Regions from separate parts of the Mus musculus genome. Here regions 1 and 3 are each linked to region 2. The links are chromatin loops, found by intact Hi-C in ENCODE. Cell type or tissue: left cerebral cortex. All regions are shown on one strand. Links, peaks and the distances in the headings refer to the core of each region. The heading gives the core; the rest is flanking DNA.

Region 1 (5,734 bases), core at 336-5,335, 1.7 Mb after region 2:
GATATTTTAACATAGTCCACATAAATAACCATTTTGGAAATTATTATCTTACAACTGTACGGCTAAACACCTCAGATTAATAAGCAAATGCATATGATGCAAAGCGTCGTGCACAGCCACAGTTACAGTCGCCTCTGACAGCTACACTGTAGCAGGCACTGAGCTCCTATAAAGGGCTATTCAGTTTCCAGAATCTCTACCCCGAATTCTAAAGTGAAGCCAAAGATCATCTACCTGCACGTATAAACCTAACTCAAATTCTAAGAAAGAGTTCGAGGTCACTTCTACCTGTAAGCCATCATTTGAAGTGGATTTTTCAGCTTTGAAAAGGAAACAGACTTTGAAATACTGTTTTCACTTGCATCATTTCAAACCATGGTCATGCTAGGTTTGCGAAGTGAAAAGCCACAGTAAAGAATGAAATGCCTGACTCACCTGACTTTCTTTGCCTCTAGTATTTGATCTTTGAACCTCTCAGAAATTGATTTTGAAGAAAAAAATAACAATGTAATTCTGAAGTCTTTGTTGTACAGTAAACTTTTTAAATTCGGGTTTTTGAGCAATCAATCTGGTTATAATTTCTATTCCTACCATGATTGACATACTTAAAGCTATTGTCACTAAATATCACATCACAAGAATAATCTCCATTATTCAAAACTGGCACAAACTGATTTTTCACATATAAAGCCTCCATTTTTACAATTGAGTTAAAACCAACACACACACACACACAAATGGCTTAAGTCTCCCTGTTACAAGTGATAATGGTGTTGGGATGAACAGCTGGTCGGAAGGAAATGGGTGGTTGTTTTTTAATGCAGGTAACAACTGCAAGCCCACAAAGGAAGCCAAAAAATTTCTAACACACCAAGGAGGGAATAAAAGGAAATGTAGTATGATAACCTAGGACCAAGTACTGGTTAGTTAAATGTTACCAGTTACGTTTTTGAAGATATAAGTCTCGAATCTCTTGAAGCATCCTGCATTGTCTCTCTCTCAGCATCATCAAAAAGGTTATGTGAGACAATCAATACATGGTTACCTCCTTTAACATGTCACCACACAGCTTCCTAATCAATGCATTCCTTTCTTTCTGTCATTCTAAACAGCATTTAAGAAAGATTATTTTAAGTCTACATTATAGTCACATTACGGTTTATAAGAATCAGCAGCACTTCACTTAACCGTCAGAGAGGAGACCAACAGCCATTCTCCAGGTAGATTTATGTGGCTAGGTAGCCAAAGGGATTTGAGGTTCTATTTCTGCCAGATTTGTCATGTTTTACATGTCATGTGGGGTTTTTTATCCTAAAACCCTGTTAATACATTTTCTAGAACATTCTCATATTCTTTGTACAGATCACTCTTCTAAAATCAAACAGGAAGGCAGCAACTCTAAGCAGCTTTTAGAACCCAGGGAAATAGTCCAGATTCAGAGTACATAAATGGGTTTTAAGCCATGTTGGTTTGTTGGTTTCCTCATTACTAGAAAATAGTTTATAACTATTTTATTAACAATATTATAACATTATTAACAATGTATCTAATAGTTTTGCTCTCTCTCTCTCTCTATATATATATATATATATATATACACAAATCTAAAAGTATTCAAGTATATATGTGTACATACACACACGTGCACACACACACATATATTTCCCTCTCTCACTCACAGTTATAATGCATTTATTCATTTCAAGAATATGAGAATGCCAAACCTAAAATAATCCAGCTTAAAGTATCATCAATATATGCATATATACGTGCACACATTCTGCTACATAACTTGAGGGTGGTAGTGTTTTTCTGAGGAATTTCCATGATCTAAAAAGATGACAGACAACATCTCTGTTTTAAAACTTTTAACTACACGTTGTCATTTTTTAAGAAGCCCGACAGGCACTTCAATTCCAAACAACTTACCAAACTCCTCTTCTCTCTCTCTCTCTCTCTCTCTCTCTCTCTCTCTCTCTCTCTTATCAAGGGCCTTGATTAAGAACAGTATTTTCGCACTGTGTTTGCAGCTTTGCTCTCATATGTCAGATAATTTTTTTCATTTTCTATATTAGGTTTTGCAAATAAGATATGAAAAACTTCATCCATGATCAATTGTTCTAATTAAAACAAATACTGTATAAAGAGAATTTCTGAACAAAACACACTTGGAATTCCTTAATATATACTGATCAAATTAATATTTCTAACATATTTCACATCATCTTTTCCCTATATATATACTGAATATATAAAGTAAGTAAAATGAGGTTTGTTATAAAATAGATAAAGCATCCTTGCTTTAATATTAAAGGCAAATAAAAAGTAAATATTTATAATTATTTACTTGTTCACCATTCTTAAAATAAAAGCTAGTATATAATCATTTTAGAAAACAGCAAGTAAATGTCAAAAGAAGATAAATTGAGATGTTTTCATTAAAAACTGTAAATAAAAATATTGAACTCCAAAGTTTTTATTATAGATTGCTTTTAAATGTCTATTTTCTCTCTGAATTCAACATGATTGAATTGGGCACAATATTAAATAAAAAATAAAACATTCCTTCTGCCTCAAAGACTCCTGAATAAAGAGAAAATTATTTTTGGATTTCTCTCTTGATCAGATATGAAATACTCTGAAACGCCACCTCTATAATTTGATAAAACTTTGATATCCCCAAATGAAAATAGGACTCAGCACTTTCATTTTCCTGATGCTAAAGGAGCCTGGGTAAACTGATTTTTTTTTTTTTAATGAAAATCTCAGGCATAAAGGTGGCAGTAATGAAGCAGGCTTAAATATGCGCTGACCTTTGAAATGAACTGTGCTCCTGGTTGTTTGGTCAAAGATCTGGCTTTGTTACTGTCTCCATCTATTCCTAGCGTGCAGGATGTAGGTGTCGGAGCGGTTCTGCTCTCTGGTGGATGTTGACAGCACGGCTGCAAACACAGCAGCCCCAACAGAGACAGCCACACACCATGGACCAGAACAACTCACCACACATCTGCCAGAGTCAGAACTGCAAACACTCATTTATAGGCTCCTGAACCCGACAGCAAAACAAACTGTGAACAGGTCTGTGTTTTGCAAAAGCAGTATATTTTGGGTAATAACAAATGCTACAAGTAGGATATAAATTGGGAATATACAATATTAAGTGATTTCAAATGTGATTAAACTCTCAGCTAGCTTTCTTTAGAAGTGTATGTGCAAAGAAAGAAAGACTAAAGGTTCAAGAATCAGGCCTTGTTTTTATTTTGGCTTTTGTTTGTGTTTTCCCTTATCTAGTCTGTGTGTGTGTGTGTGTGTGTGTGTGTGTGTGTGTGTGTGTGAAGTTTGGGGAGTGGCTCTTACTATGAATCTCAGGCTAGCCAAGCACTTTAACTCACAACCTTCTTGCCTCAGATTTCCAAGAGCTAGGATAACAGGCATGTGACACCATACCCAGTGTAAGAGTATCATTTTTTAAAATTAAAGCAAAAAACAAAAGCAGTGTAATCTTAAATGATTGTTCTGGAAATGGCATTTTCTCCTCTTATTGTGATTCTTTTTCTTTTTGCTTAGGATAAACATTGCAGAGATGATTAGTTTATGTGATATTAAAGAGTGTTTTAAATGATTTCTGGGGGTTCTGAAAAACTTGATGTTATTGCCCAACCAATTTTCTTTAGCACTGGATCACATAAGAGTCAGTTTTATTAGCTATTACTTCAACGGCTTTTAGAAACCCCAGTTTTTAAAAGTAATGTGAAAAGGTACATTCCACGCAGAGAGGGGCAATGAAGCTACCACAGTTTGCTGTCTCACACTGATGTTGATGCTGTTATTTGCATAATCTATAAGCACTTGTAGGTAAAAGTGAAGTACTTTACTGGAGAGTTTAGTATATCATTTTGTATCAGGGTATAAATTCAACATCCATTGACTTAGAATTCATGTTTGCTTCAACAATAGACATTTCAAAGTGGTAAGAGACACACAATTCCTATAGTTCAAGATTTTAAGGATTTTGCAACCTTAGAAAACAGTTGTCATGTGCAAAATAAAGTGAAAGACACACATCAGTAGTCTTCAAATGTTTGAGTGTCATATAGTTGCCTTTTGGTATAAGGAAATCAAATGCTGATCTTGGGGTGGTCTTGAATAATTACTCTTGCTGGCACATTATTTTTACTTAGGTCCCCTATTTCAGACCCCTAATAGAAAAACTATAGCAAACTTGAAAAGAATACATTTTATCATAGGAGTATAAAATTTAAACATGTTGTTACGAGTAACTCCTAAACTCCTTTACTAAATGAAACATACACAGCCCTGACACACACACAATTGCGTTTGTGAGAATACACGCATACCTGTGTGTGCCCATTGCAGTAACCTGTGTGCTCAAGTGAGAAGGTCAGAAGTAGACTTTTAAGTGTCTACTCCTCTCTCTGCCTGATTTTTTATTGTTGAGATAGGATCTCTCTGAGTAGACTAGCTGGATAGTGCACCCTGAGACCTGCCTGTCTCCAACCCCTACCCTAGCACTAGGATTAGAGAAACATGCCACCAAATTCAGGCTTTTACATGGCTACTGGAGACCTGAATTCAGGTCACATACTTGAGCAACAAACACTTTAGAGCTCTTGTTCCAACTCTCTAATCTAGCAGTGTTTAACCTCAATGAAAGACTGTCTAATAATAACAAGACATATTGATTATGTGTCCAAGAAGGAGATATTTAGATATAAAATGCTGAATCTTATTGTCCAGAAAAGAATGTGCTGGGAGATTTTTAGGGTCAAGTTTATTAGAAACTATTTATGATATCTCCTATTTCATTCAATAAATTTTGGGTTCTAATGTGTATCTAAAAACAAGTCTCTAAATTAATAAATAATGCAGGTATAATTTCATTTTATTAAAAATAGTTTTTTTTCACTTAATGTGTTCTGATTATGGCTTTCCCTCGCTACTCCTCCCAGTTCCTTCCCACCTCCCCTCCCATCCAGATTCACTCCCTTTCTTTCTCTCATTAGAAATGAACAGGCCTCTAAGAGATAAAAATATAATATAATATAATATATTATAATATAATATATTATATTATAATATGGTAAAACAAAACTATCACACTGAAATTGTACACGGCAAATCAACAGTGGGAAAAGAGCCCAGGAACAGGTACAAGAAACACATAGATACAAAGACACAGTCATTCACACACTCAGGGATCCAATAAAAGCACTAAATTGGAAGGTATAATTTATACCCAAAGGACCTGTAGGATAAAAATGAGAGAAATATATATATATATATATAAAATTTAAATTTTAAAATAATCAAAAAAGTATAAAAGCGATAGAAGGACATTATGACACAAGAAAACCTTTTTAAAGAAGTGCTTTGTTGTACCTTAGTGTGCGACAGGGCATATGGCACAGTTCTTTGTGAAATAGTGTTTATCCACAGAAATGCCATCAGTGGAAGATGTATGGAAAAGCTGGTGGTCTATTAAGGGACCATGGGACAACTGCATACATTTGGTAATCTGTATGAAGCCATGGAAATGACACAGCAATAGCCCATCTGTGGCTTTAGTATATAGAGCTTAAAATACAATTTCAGAATAGGAAAAAAAAGATCAAATTCTTGCTAATGAAAAAGAATGCTCAAAGTGAGCTGCTGTTAATGGGCTCATATCTAAAGGACTGTCACCTTTGGCTTTCTTATTATAAAACATTTTCTC
Region 2 (5,734 bases), core at 543-5,542:
CCTAGGTCAAAAGGAGGGAATAATGAATAGGCGTGGAGTTTAGTTCTTGGAAGGGAACTTAATTAACCTTGGAGGAGTGAAAGAAAGTGGGGGTTCCTGCCTAGGATCCGACGTAGGATGATTGTATTTACGTGAGCGTTCGCGCGTGCGCGCTCCCTGCCATACAGGTGAAGTCTACTTCATGGATAACCCCAATTAATTTTTAATCCTGAAAAAACAAACAAACAAACAAACTTGGTGTTTCTGTTCCACAGGCTCACCATCACCTTATTCCCCCAATCTGGCTGAGAAGTTTGCTGCGGGATCTCGGGTTCTCGGCCGGGGTCCCACAGTCCTGGCCTCCTCCTGCACCCGAGATCAGCAGGGGTGTGGGGAAAGGGGCTGCAGCGGTCCGGGAGTGGAGTCCCGACCTCCAGAAGGACTGCTACGGAAGGCGTAGAAGGGGAGGGGGTCGGGTCCCTGGCTAGCGATCGCCGAGTCAGGTCCTGGCTGCTTTCCGGGAAGGAAGACAAGGGCGAGAAGCGGGAGGCCGGGCCATTGTCCAGGGAGGGCGCATTTTTGTCCTGACGCTGCTGGTTGCTATAGCGAGCAGGGAAATCCAAACAGAAGGGCTCAGTTAGCTCCCCTGGTCCTGGGAGCAGGGCTCCCTCTTCTCAGCCAAAATAAAAGTGCCGCCGAAGGCTTGGCACTTTTTACCAGAGAACCGACTGCAGCCTCCAGAAGAGGGGCCCCGGGGACCCCAGCACCGAGCTGGGGGGGGGGGGGTGAGGGGGGCGGTGTCCATTAGCAAGGAGCAGGACGATTACTGCGGGTTCTGAGAGAATGTCCACCCCTACTCTTTTCCAGTCTTATTTTGTTTGGAAAAAAAAGAAAGAAAGAAAAAAAAGAAAGAAAATCCTAAACTCTCTCAAACTCCTAATACTTTCCCTGTGGCTGAAGCCCCCTCCCCACCAGAACTGACAGCAACAAATGGCTCCGCAGGCGACTCAGAAAAGGACTAGAGAGCTCCAAAACCTACAGCCTACAAAACCTACAGGTGAAGCAGCAGCAACACCTGGGCCACAGTGCCCCCTTATAAGAGTTTCAGGATCTCTCAAAGGGAAAGTTCGCTCAAAAGTAAAGTCGATGGCCATGTAAAACTTTCACATTAAAAAAAGACTTTTATTTTGCAGTAGTTAGGGAAAAAAAAATCAACAACGAAACAAGCCCTGCTATTCAGCTTTGAAGATATTGTGAGGGGAGGCTGCAATGAAGTCTTTTTGGTTTTATTCCCGTGTGTATCGTTTCTCCAACAGTACAGCTCAGGACTGGGATAACAGTGTTTAGTTAGTAATAAACTGTTAGCTTCGGAAAATTCTGAGCTTATACTTTTTAAAGCAAGAGCCACCGTTAATGATAGGGCAGGTAAGCAGTCAGGATTTTCCTTGGTGACGTTAGCTTTCTGCAGAGAATTGGGGACTTTAACAGCCTTCTCACTGTACAGTAACGTCTAAGTTTGACATTTTCTTTCTCCTCCCTTCAGTCTCCCCTTCTCCTCTTTGTCTCTATCCTAGAAGCTTCAACTGAAAGCTAAAAGGAAAACTTTTACTTGACCGGAGGAAACCATTTTAAAGTCAAATAAATGTATCACTCTAGTTCCACTCTTTAAAATGCATCCTTTCTCTCCTAATGACAAGTTCCTTAAAATAAAAGTTTGTATAACTTTGGAAGAAGTCCCTTAATTCATAATGATATTCACATTTTAAAAAGGCTTGAAAGAAATCATGTTAATGAAGAGAACATTTGCTGTAATTTGGTGATAATTATCAGAATCACCACATATTCGCAGAGGCTTGAACAATACGTGTTCAGAGAAAAGCAAAACACATTATTTTAATAGTCTGATATGCAAACTATAGACTGTTCAATTATGTAGCTTAATAATGCATACATGATGTGATCTTGTTATTGGGATAGGAAGGTTTGCAGTGAGTCGCTCCTAATACCAAGAGTGCTCTCACATCCAGTAAAATCCATTGCCCTGGATCAGAGGCCCCTGCCAAACTGCATTTAAGAGAATAAAAATTAATGACTGAGAATTTGAGCGTTAAATTAACATTAATTATATGACCTGCATGCTAGAAAGATTAAATTTCTTACATCCTAATTAGATAACATCTCCTCATACATCAAACGAGTTCTATTTTCATTTCCAGGTTTCAGGGAGACAGAGGCAAGTGCACAGGGGTTTCCTTAACTGTGGTCATGTTTCCTTTCAGACATTCACTGGGAGAGAACCAAGACAGGAGGTCACAAGAAAGAGAGTTAAACTCATTCTGACTTTGCATTGCTGATGGTCGCTGGAGGGCAGGGAGTTTGGCAGGTGGTCCCCAGGTGGACCTGGAGCTCTAGAGGACCTTTTGTGGTAGCCAAGGACTAGAGTGTATTATCAGCTAGTCTCTCAGGTCAGCAAAACAGAACGTCCAGCCAACAAACATCGTGGCCCTTTCTTTAAGACTAGAAATCACTTAGCTTATGGTTCAACTTGTAGATGAGAGAGCACCTAGTGGTCCTCAAGGGGAAAGGGAGGGACAACTAAAAGCCAAACAATGGAGATCAGGTTCTTCTAAAGACTCTTAGAAGAGATCGGTGGTGCGCTGATATTTCCAAATACCACCTATGCTGACCACAGCACTCATGGCTGTCCAGGGCACATCAGCCTCTGCTTGACCTAGCCTCGGCCTCGGCCTCCGTGACTGCCCTCGGGTAGGGTTGGGATGGGGGAGGGCACGTCTCCAGCAGGCGAAAACCAGTTGCACATAGGGAGGGAGCAGAAAAAAGGCCAGAAAGGGGGTAGGGCACCTCCCACCTCCAGCAGATGGTTGGTGGTGGCCAGTTCATTCTCTTAGTTTCTAAATCGGGACTTGACGGTCTCAGGGCTCAGAAGAAAGCTGTCGTGCGAATCTGGTTTGGAAACAATACACAAGGAGTTAAATTCCTTTAGGTTGTGGAGTTTTCTCCTAGATACAGTGTATGGTCCGGGTCGCTCAAGTCCCAGTGCGCCTCCCAACGCCCTCACCTTCCTCAAGAACCGCAGAGGCTGCGTCAGGACAGCTGCTCTTAAGGCTGGGCGGGACCAGAGGGGCAAGATTAAAACCTCAAGGCGACCAATTCTAAGTCACTCAGAATAGAGTTTTCACGTGTCAGTGTTTCCATTCAGCTACCTTCAGGCGTCTAGGGCTAAAGGGCATGCAAGTGAGAGCGTTTCTACGCGTCCCAGTGAATGGGGGAAGGGGCGAGAGGAGAAAGTGAACAGTGGGGGAGGAGATTGGCCACCCGCCCCAGACCCCACCGGGTGGAACTGTCCCGAGAGTCCAATAGGACTTGGAAGAGGATAGGGGCCAGTGGCGGTCACTGCCTCCCCACAGACTGCTCAGAGCACGCTAGGACTTCGTAGTGGCTGGCGGAACGCCCTGTCCCGGGTGGAGTACCTTTCCAGGAAGGCAATGGGCCTGAAAGTTAGCTTCCCAGGTGGCGGCAGCGCCAGGAGATGGGATTGAAGGGGGTGTGGGGGGGGGGGGTAGGGGGTAAAGACTGTAAATTCGGCTCGAATTCCTCGCAGCAAGCGCTAGGGCGGGGCCTGGGAGAACTACCCTGGCGTTGGCGACCTAGGGCTCAGCCTCGCGCGCTGAGAGTCGCGTCACTAAGTGCTTTTGCGAGCACCCGGTTCTATAGAAAACCGACCGCCTTGGATCCTTGTGTATTCTCAAAATCTCTCCTAAGAAGTCTTTGGTGGAAAGATGCCTCTTCCCCAAACCCCGCAGACTCTCACTGCCACAGCTGCCGGGTTCGAACTTTCCAGCTCCTCTGCTCACCGGCGTAAGCTGCGGCTTCCCTGGTTGCCTCGGTTCCCCTCTCCCGGAGCAGGCGGTCTGAGAGATGCTCTGCTCGGCCAGAGGACGCCTCCGCTGTGGCGCCCTAGAGCGTGCCCGTGCCACTCCAGAAATTGCATTCAATACTAGTTCAGCATCTTCCGGGAGAGGACGCACTGTAAGAAGTCACTGGGAGGAGTCTGGGCGCTAGGTGCGTCTGCCCTTTAGAATTTACAAGGAAATGCAAAATGAATGACACTCAGGAGCGTTCCTCAAAAGACCACTCGGAAAGCCGTGCGCTAGTCTGGAGAAACACCTCTTACTTGCTCTTTGTCTACACTGGGAGCTCAAACGAACTGAAACACGCTTACACTCTGTTTACCCTTCTTGTTTTCTTAAACGAGTTTTGGGTGACTTTGGCTGGGGCCATTTGCAGCAGAGACAGACTTTGTACGCTTGCTGCAGGCCTCTTTCAAAGTTGTAGTTTAAAGAGCATTATGTAAGCCTCTCTATTTACATAAGAGCTTTAACTCAAACCGCCCAGAAAACCTTTTATCACCGAAGGAAAACCATCCAGAGCAGCAGCTAACCGAGTCTTTAGGACACGTTGAAAAACAGCAGTAGCTCATTCTTTTGGGGGGAAAAATGTTAACAAAAACTCAATAGTTTCCATTTTTATTCGGCTTGGTTTTCTATCATTTGAACATTAAACTTAATTCAGGCTGTAGAGACTTTTAGAGTATATTCATTCTTCCCCCATGTGCAGTTAGCATCTAACTGGGCCACAGAGATGATTTCCCCCCCTCCCACGCCGTTAATTCTAAATATAAGGACAAATCTTAGCAAAATCAAATCGACATTTTACCAAGGCCCCTATTTTTAAAAATATTCAGGAATATATAATGATACTGTTATCAAAGGCTAACAGCAATAAAATATTTAAAATTTAAAAACCGCTTTTACCTACATAACTTTACCTTTCCCCGCATGTAAACAGTTTTTAGCTTAAATGAGTTTCTTCCTTTCCCTCTTTTCTTTCTACCCTTTCCTTGGTCATCTGTTTGTTAAAACTTTGAGGAAGATTTTTTTTTTAATTGCTGTATGTTGTTATAATTCCCACTTAAGAAAACAATGCCTGACAAGATAGAGATCTTAGTTCTAATGAGTTCAAAACTAGGTTAGTATACAGAAAGATATTATAGAGAAAGATAGTACAGAGAAAGATCAATTCCTGGGCCCACACCACGGGAAAGCTGGTCAAGGGATCTTGTTCTATTGCTCTTGCTGCATTAGACAATGTCCCTTCTCTGTCATCAGAGAAGATCAACAAGTGCCCCATAGACCCAGTTGCTTAATTATTGATAGTAGAAGATGGAAATCCTTCCAGTGAGTTCTTAGAGACTGATATTCTTCCTGGTGAGCATTAATCAATATCCCCTCTCATCCTATAGATCAGGACACACGCCACTCTACAGCAATGTCTCCAATGAGGAACTTGTCTTGCTGGGAACTCTTGAGTCTCTTCTCACAGAACATCCCCTCTAAGATGGACTAAGGTGGTGGTATGGGAGGTGTCATTACCAAGAGAAGCAGAATGGCTGTGTCTGAACTGTTCCACCACCTGCCACTTTCTCCTTATTTTTGTCTATTACACTGGACACATAGATTCTAGGTCCTTCTTTTGTGACATTTTCAAGCAGTTAAACATATTCCTATGAATGACAGCTCACTCTCTTTTTTCCCTCTCTGATTCCCAGTCTGATAAGGTAATCAATATAAAGACATCAAAAGCTGAGATTTGCTAAATGGCATTTGCCTATTTTTCCAAAGTTTTAAAGGTTCACATTAAGGACCAAACAACAATCTCTGTAGTGCAGTTGGAG
Region 3 (5,734 bases), core at 336-5,335, 1.7 Mb after region 2:
AAAAAGACTATTCCTGGTTATCATTTTCTCTGGTATTATGAAGAAAATAACCAATACTTGTCTGTTCTACAACACACACGTTTTTTTCTCTTAGATCCATCCAAAGCAATATGTCTACACTCTTAAGTCAGTCTCAGTTTTCCAAGCATAAATAATAATATAACTAGTAAGTAGACAGAAAACACCTAGGTTCATTTGACTCTCTTCACTTAGCATCCCTTAACAAGCTATCTAACCCTCACAAAGACTTCATTTGGCTTTGTCCAAATACTGTGACATAAATAAGAAAAACAGAGATCTGAGTTGAACCCAGAGATCAAAGTTGGGCAATCAAGACTGCATATTCTGCACAACTTCCATATTTTGAGATATTATTTCTTGGGCCCTCCAAAATGGGGGCAAGTAAACAAACAGCTTTGATTTTAGACTGAAAAAAGGGGGGATTGATTTCTTTGTTTTATTGTGTTTAATAGAATTTCATAACTATTTTTTATGGCAATCAGGAATACCAAGGTCTTGGAACAACAGCGATAGTGTAGGGGTTTGGTTCAGGCAGCTCTAATATCTCTGCATGTGGAAGGCCACCTTTAGGACTTCTAATTCATCGTCTCTATTCTGTTTATCATATCACCTATGAAAAGCCTTCTGGACAAGTATCCATGCTACAAGAAGAAGCAGATCATTTAAACATAGTGACTATTAAAAATGAGTACCAATGGAGAGTTTAAGATTTATTTAAACAGTGAAATATCAAATATAGTACACAGTTCTCCACAGATAAAATTTTAATATTGAAATTACAGTATTTAAATATTAATCCAAGCAATAAGAGAACGATATCTGTAAAAAATTAATTAATCTAAAGGGGAATCCAACTGAATACTTTAGAACTTTGAAAATAGAGAGAGTTTTGCATAATATATGTTCTGCACACCATGCCATCTATAGATATTCTATGTAGTCTTTGTAACTGTAATTCCTACACATGACCACATCAAATGTAAAACACAAAACAGTACTGAAAATGACAGGGGCAAAAACACTCAGTACTGTGAATCTGTATAGATGCACTTTATATTTTCAATACAAACAATTTACATTCCTTGTCAAATAGAGTGGAAAAATATTTTTGAATAACATGTCTTAATATTATGTTGAATATTAAGTATTTCAAAAACACTCTTTCTAGAAACTTGAGCTCATGACAACATGAAACTGGTTAGAATTCAAAGCTGAAGTACAAAAAGATTTGTTGTTATTATATGTCCAAATGCCAAATGTGGGTTTTCAGTCTACATTTTGACAGACGCTTTACTCTTCACACTTCTGCATTTCAAATGAATTCCACCTTCTTTATATATTAAAAAACATAATAAGGTTTCACCTGTAAGCACAGTGGGATTGATTATACAAGAAGCTGCATGCAGAAGCAAAAAAAAATATGCCAAAATATATTCCAGGCTTCATCACACACCTCCTGAACTATCAAATATCTTCTAGAACTGGGTATCATCCACGTACATGAAAACAATACAGATGATTTCCATCAGGGAACACAATGTTCCTTTTTCTTCCTCTGATCATTCTAGGATCTTGTTAGTGCCAACAAGTCACAGTGGGAGCAGTTTGAATACGCATCAATCTGGAAGCACTCATCACACAAATATTTATTAAAAACTAAACAACATTTACCCTGTCAGTTTGCAATTTGAATTATATAGCCCATAAAGTATTTTAAAAGAAAGAAAAGGGAAAAAAGGAAGGAAGGAAGGAAGGAAGGAAGGAAGGAAGGAAGGAAGGAAGGAAGGAAGGAAGGAAGGAAGGAAAGAAAATATTTAGGTAGTATTCAAACCTTACTGTTGCAAAATTAGTGAACTCTACTCCAACAAGGTAAATAAGGCAACCATTGAGTTCCCTTCTGTAGGGCTCAAATGAAGTGAAAGTGTGTGTGTGTGCGCTCACACACACACACACACACACACACACACACACACACACACACACACACACGTCCTGAATAACATATAAAATAACCTCTTTTTCCAATTACTCATGCTTGGGTGGCTTCCTCAAAATTTTGTGCTCCATCATCATACTGAAACTCTTGCTGGGAAGGATAAAGATAATAGCAACTCCAACGGAGAGGCCATTCACACCACTCATAAATATAGGAGAGGATTGCAGTTGTTAGAGAATGGGTGGCAGGGGCAATTTAGGGGTAAGAAAGAAAACCATTCAGTCACAAAAACCACCTCTTGCCAAAGTTGGATGCTAGATTGTAACAGAAGCTCAAACACCTATATTTATCTATAAATTCAGTTAAGAGCTGATTTGACAACTCATTTTATTAATTTAAATGTGATTTAAAAGAGCTGATAGCAAGTAAGTAACTATTTAAACAAGGTTTTAAGCTAATCAGTATAGTTTTCTTGGCAATGCCATTCTCAATAATATCTTCACAGTGTGCTGGAATGATGTGTAATTAATTAATAAGCAAAGTTTTGCTTGTCCCTTAGCATACTGAAACCAAGCTATAGCCTTGTATTATCCTTTCACCAAACACATCTTTTTACCTTATCAAATAAACATATTGGACTAGCAGAATACAAATTGATCACATTCTTCTAGTTAATAAAGATAAGTCATTGTCCCCAGCCTAACAAATAGCCATCAGTTTGAAGTGGGGGTAGAATATCCTTTTGAGTACATACAACTTTTCTACTTTTAGAGTGAGGGGGTTCTTAAAACTGCAATTATATTTGATTCATTTTGTCTATAGGATGCTAAAATATAACTAGAATGTGACAAAATTACCACCATTAAACTTCATCCGTCAATTCAGTAAGAGCATCCATTCTATAAGAAAATGAAAAGCATAAGAGAAAAAAAAAAGCACATAGCTCTCATCTTATGTAAGCTAGTGAGACTAAACCATTGTAAAATAGGACACCAGCAGATGCTGATAGCTTTCTGTGAAAGATGATTAAGTCAGCCTCTGCCACCAAGCAAGAAAAATCAAGAAGAATGAAGGTTGCTAAAATTCAGGGCCATATTTTCCTATTATAAATGTGTTGAAGACTCTAGAGTTTCCTTTTTCCAACATTTTGGAAAATATGTCACGCTGTAATCCCCCTGCCTCTCACTGTGAACGCTTACACACAGTAACAGGACGCTGATGCCATAAGAGAAAAAAAAAAATCAGGATTTTTTTTTTTACTCAAGTTGATGAAAACTAAGTGTTTTCACTTTAATTTTTATTTTATTTTTTTTTAGTAATCTTTCAGAATCACTAATGGTCTTATGATAATAATCACAGTGTATAATCTGACACAATTGCTCTTAGAGAAATTCTCAGTACAGGACTGCGGCCTCTGTGGGAGGTAAGTGTCTGAATTATCTTAAACCACTACCTGTCTTCAGCTACAATAGGAAAGCCCTTTAATCAAAATAATCCTTTTTCAAAAGAGCAACTTTTTTCCTTCTGCAATTCACTCATCTTAAAAGAGCACTATAGCTTCTGTGCATAACTTAATTCATTCTTCAAGACAAGTACAAAATTTGTCACTGACATTTAGCGCCAGCCGTAGGCAATGGATAAAATGAACTAGTTAGCAATTTAACCTGTAAAAAAACAGAGTGGGATGAACAATTTTCTGCCATCAAAGCAAATGGCTAACATTTAGCAGGATTTTATTTTTATTTTTCAGCCCATCCCATCCTCAAGAAGAAAGAAGTCAGGCTAACATTTTTTCAGGGTCCTAAATCTTCCTCTCAGTCTATTCCTTTAATGGTTTCAAGTAAATGACTATCCAGAGGATAATTAGGCACCGCGCTGTCGCATCGTGTCAGGTCACAGCTGGATTTAGTCAGCATTAACCTTTGGGGAGAATTGGAATATCAGTATCATTTAAAATTAAAGACGTGTAAGCAGGCATTTCTGGAGATGTTAGAAAAGTAATTGTCTGTAAATTGTTTGACCTTGAGATTTAATTGCATGCACAACACACACTCAAGCAAGAGCCCTATACTGTCTGCATTCTTTTACCTCCAAACCTCTCTCTCACTGTACTGGGCATATTAGCCTACCTGTGGGGTTTTTTTTCCATAAAATATTAAAGATTTAAGCCTTCAATTGAAAATTAAAAGTTTCAAGCATTGCACTGGATAGTCAAATTTTAAGCAAATAAGCTTATCACTCAGAATACGAATTTCATTGTCAAACTTTAAAAACATGCATTCTACACTCATGTTTAAAAGCTGAGTTTAAATCTCGGCCACACCTGTTTCTTTCTACTAACAAGTTTGCATATTTTGCCTTATTCCCCTTTTCCCTAATGAGACAGCTTATGCTTTCAAAGTCCCTCAAGCTAGGCAAATCTCTCCACTGCTTCCACTGTTAATAATGAAACTTTGTAATTATACAAATCCAAAGTGGCCAATCAGCTTTCCAGGCTGAGCCTTCGGGTACCTCTTAAATTATTCATGTGACACTCGGGCCTGCGAACTCACTTGCTTATATTAGAAGCCTAATTAATATTTAATCATATGTGCAGAGGCCACTTAGCACTGCACTATCCCTGAGAAAAGGGTAAATATAAATGTACATATGCCTCAATGTAAATCTCATAGTATACAAAGGGAATGCTAAGGGACTCAGCATAACCCCAGGAGACACTAAGCAGTTTTCCTGCTGTGTATCCCTCATAGAGCATGCTGCATGCTAGGTACTGTGTGCGAGACTTAGCAAAAAGAAAATCCTAGTCCCTACCCACCAGGGTGCTTGTGAATGCTTTCTTTCAAAACAGGTAAATATTGCCTTTTGAAACTCCAGATAAAGAAAGAAGAAAAGGTGGTAAGGGTCCAGGGTGTCTTTAACAAATTTTTAGAATGAATTTGGCTTTGGGTAGCATTTATTTTTCTTCTTAAGTGGCTGCAGTACTGTAAAACAGCCGTCAGAATAGCTGAGTAGATTTTTCTGGGATTTCTGTTTGCCTCCTAGAGGAAGGGCTGCCAAAATGAGCTACACATTACCTATCTTAGACTTCTTACAGATGATTGCTGATTGGTGGACTTGCCCTTTGTTGGTCTAGAAAAATAACATATGTTCTTTCAAAGACTAAGAAGAGAAAAAGCCCTGCAGCTGAACGTGGTAAACCGTAGCCTGTAAATTGGTGAAATAGGAATCTAAGAGGAAGCATTAGCTAGTGCATGAGCATGGCCATTCTGTGTTGGGCTATATTCCCATGTTACATGGCTTTAAATGTATGACCAATGGCATTTTGAAGATGCCTAGCTCCTGCCTTTGATGGCAGCTTCAATTTACTGGAAAGGGCTCCATAACCATGCCATGGTCTTTAATGTCAGTAAGAACACATTCAGAGTCAGTAAGAAGACAGCGTTTATATTTCTTTGGATAATTATATTTCTGTAGCCCCCAACACACAGCCAAAGGATTATTCTGAAACCTTTCAGCAGGTCAGTCAAGTGATGTGATGCTAAAGACATGTTTCCTGAAGGAGTAATTGGCAGTGTGATAGAGCCGACATTCAGGCACATAACGACATGCTCTGTTAACCTTAGGAGACTATCTCACTGACCACGCTGTTACTTTCTTTTCAACATAAATTAGAATGTGCCCATATGGGGTCTTGATAACTCAGTTAACATCTTTAGTTGGACTGATGCTTCGATGGATCTAATTAGGGGCCCTAATATACTTGCTTCTTCTTGGCCA

The links. Hi-C counts contacts between places; a loop is a spot of excess contacts. Peaks named below come from ENCODE experiments on the same cell type or tissue, not always from the same donor. Only the 100,000 strongest peaks of a DNase experiment are listed, where the experiment ranks them.
Region 1: it touches region 2 in a loop (6-fold over the local background); 4 of 42 quality-filtered maps call a loop at or near these places.
Region 3: it touches region 2 in a loop (6-fold over the local background); 6 of 42 quality-filtered maps call a loop at or near these places.

Annotation. Positions count from the first base shown.
Region 1 is chr4:24,242,391-24,248,124 of GRCm38, forward strand. The region is part of intron 1 of Gm27243 (a long non-coding RNA gene); the gene reads right to left. Among named protein-coding and RNA genes, the nearest start is that of Gm27243, 190 kb to the right of the region's middle. In left cerebral cortex, for the core only: a CTCF peak has its summit at 2,950; DNase peaks (open chromatin) are centred at 1,206 and 2,953; H3K4me3 peaks cover 459 bases; H3K27ac peaks cover 1,101 bases.
Region 2 is chr4:22,494,594-22,500,327 of GRCm38, forward strand. No RefSeq gene overlaps it. Among named protein-coding and RNA genes, the nearest start is that of Gm30731, 6.9 kb to the left of the region's middle. In left cerebral cortex, for the core only: CTCF peaks have their summits at 2,547 and 4,018; DNase peaks (open chromatin) are centred at 554, 3,953 and 4,206; H3K4me3 peaks cover 2,267 bases; H3K27ac peaks cover 5,000 bases.
Region 3 is chr4:24,214,727-24,220,460 of GRCm38, forward strand. All of the region lies in intron 1 of Gm27243 (a long non-coding RNA gene), which reads right to left. Among named protein-coding and RNA genes, the nearest start is that of Gm27243, 210 kb to the right of the region's middle. In left cerebral cortex, for the core only: no CTCF peak of the experiment used is centred there; DNase peaks (open chromatin) are centred at 3,037, 3,589, 4,475, 4,674 and 1 more place; H3K4me3 peaks cover 407 bases; H3K27ac peaks cover 363 bases.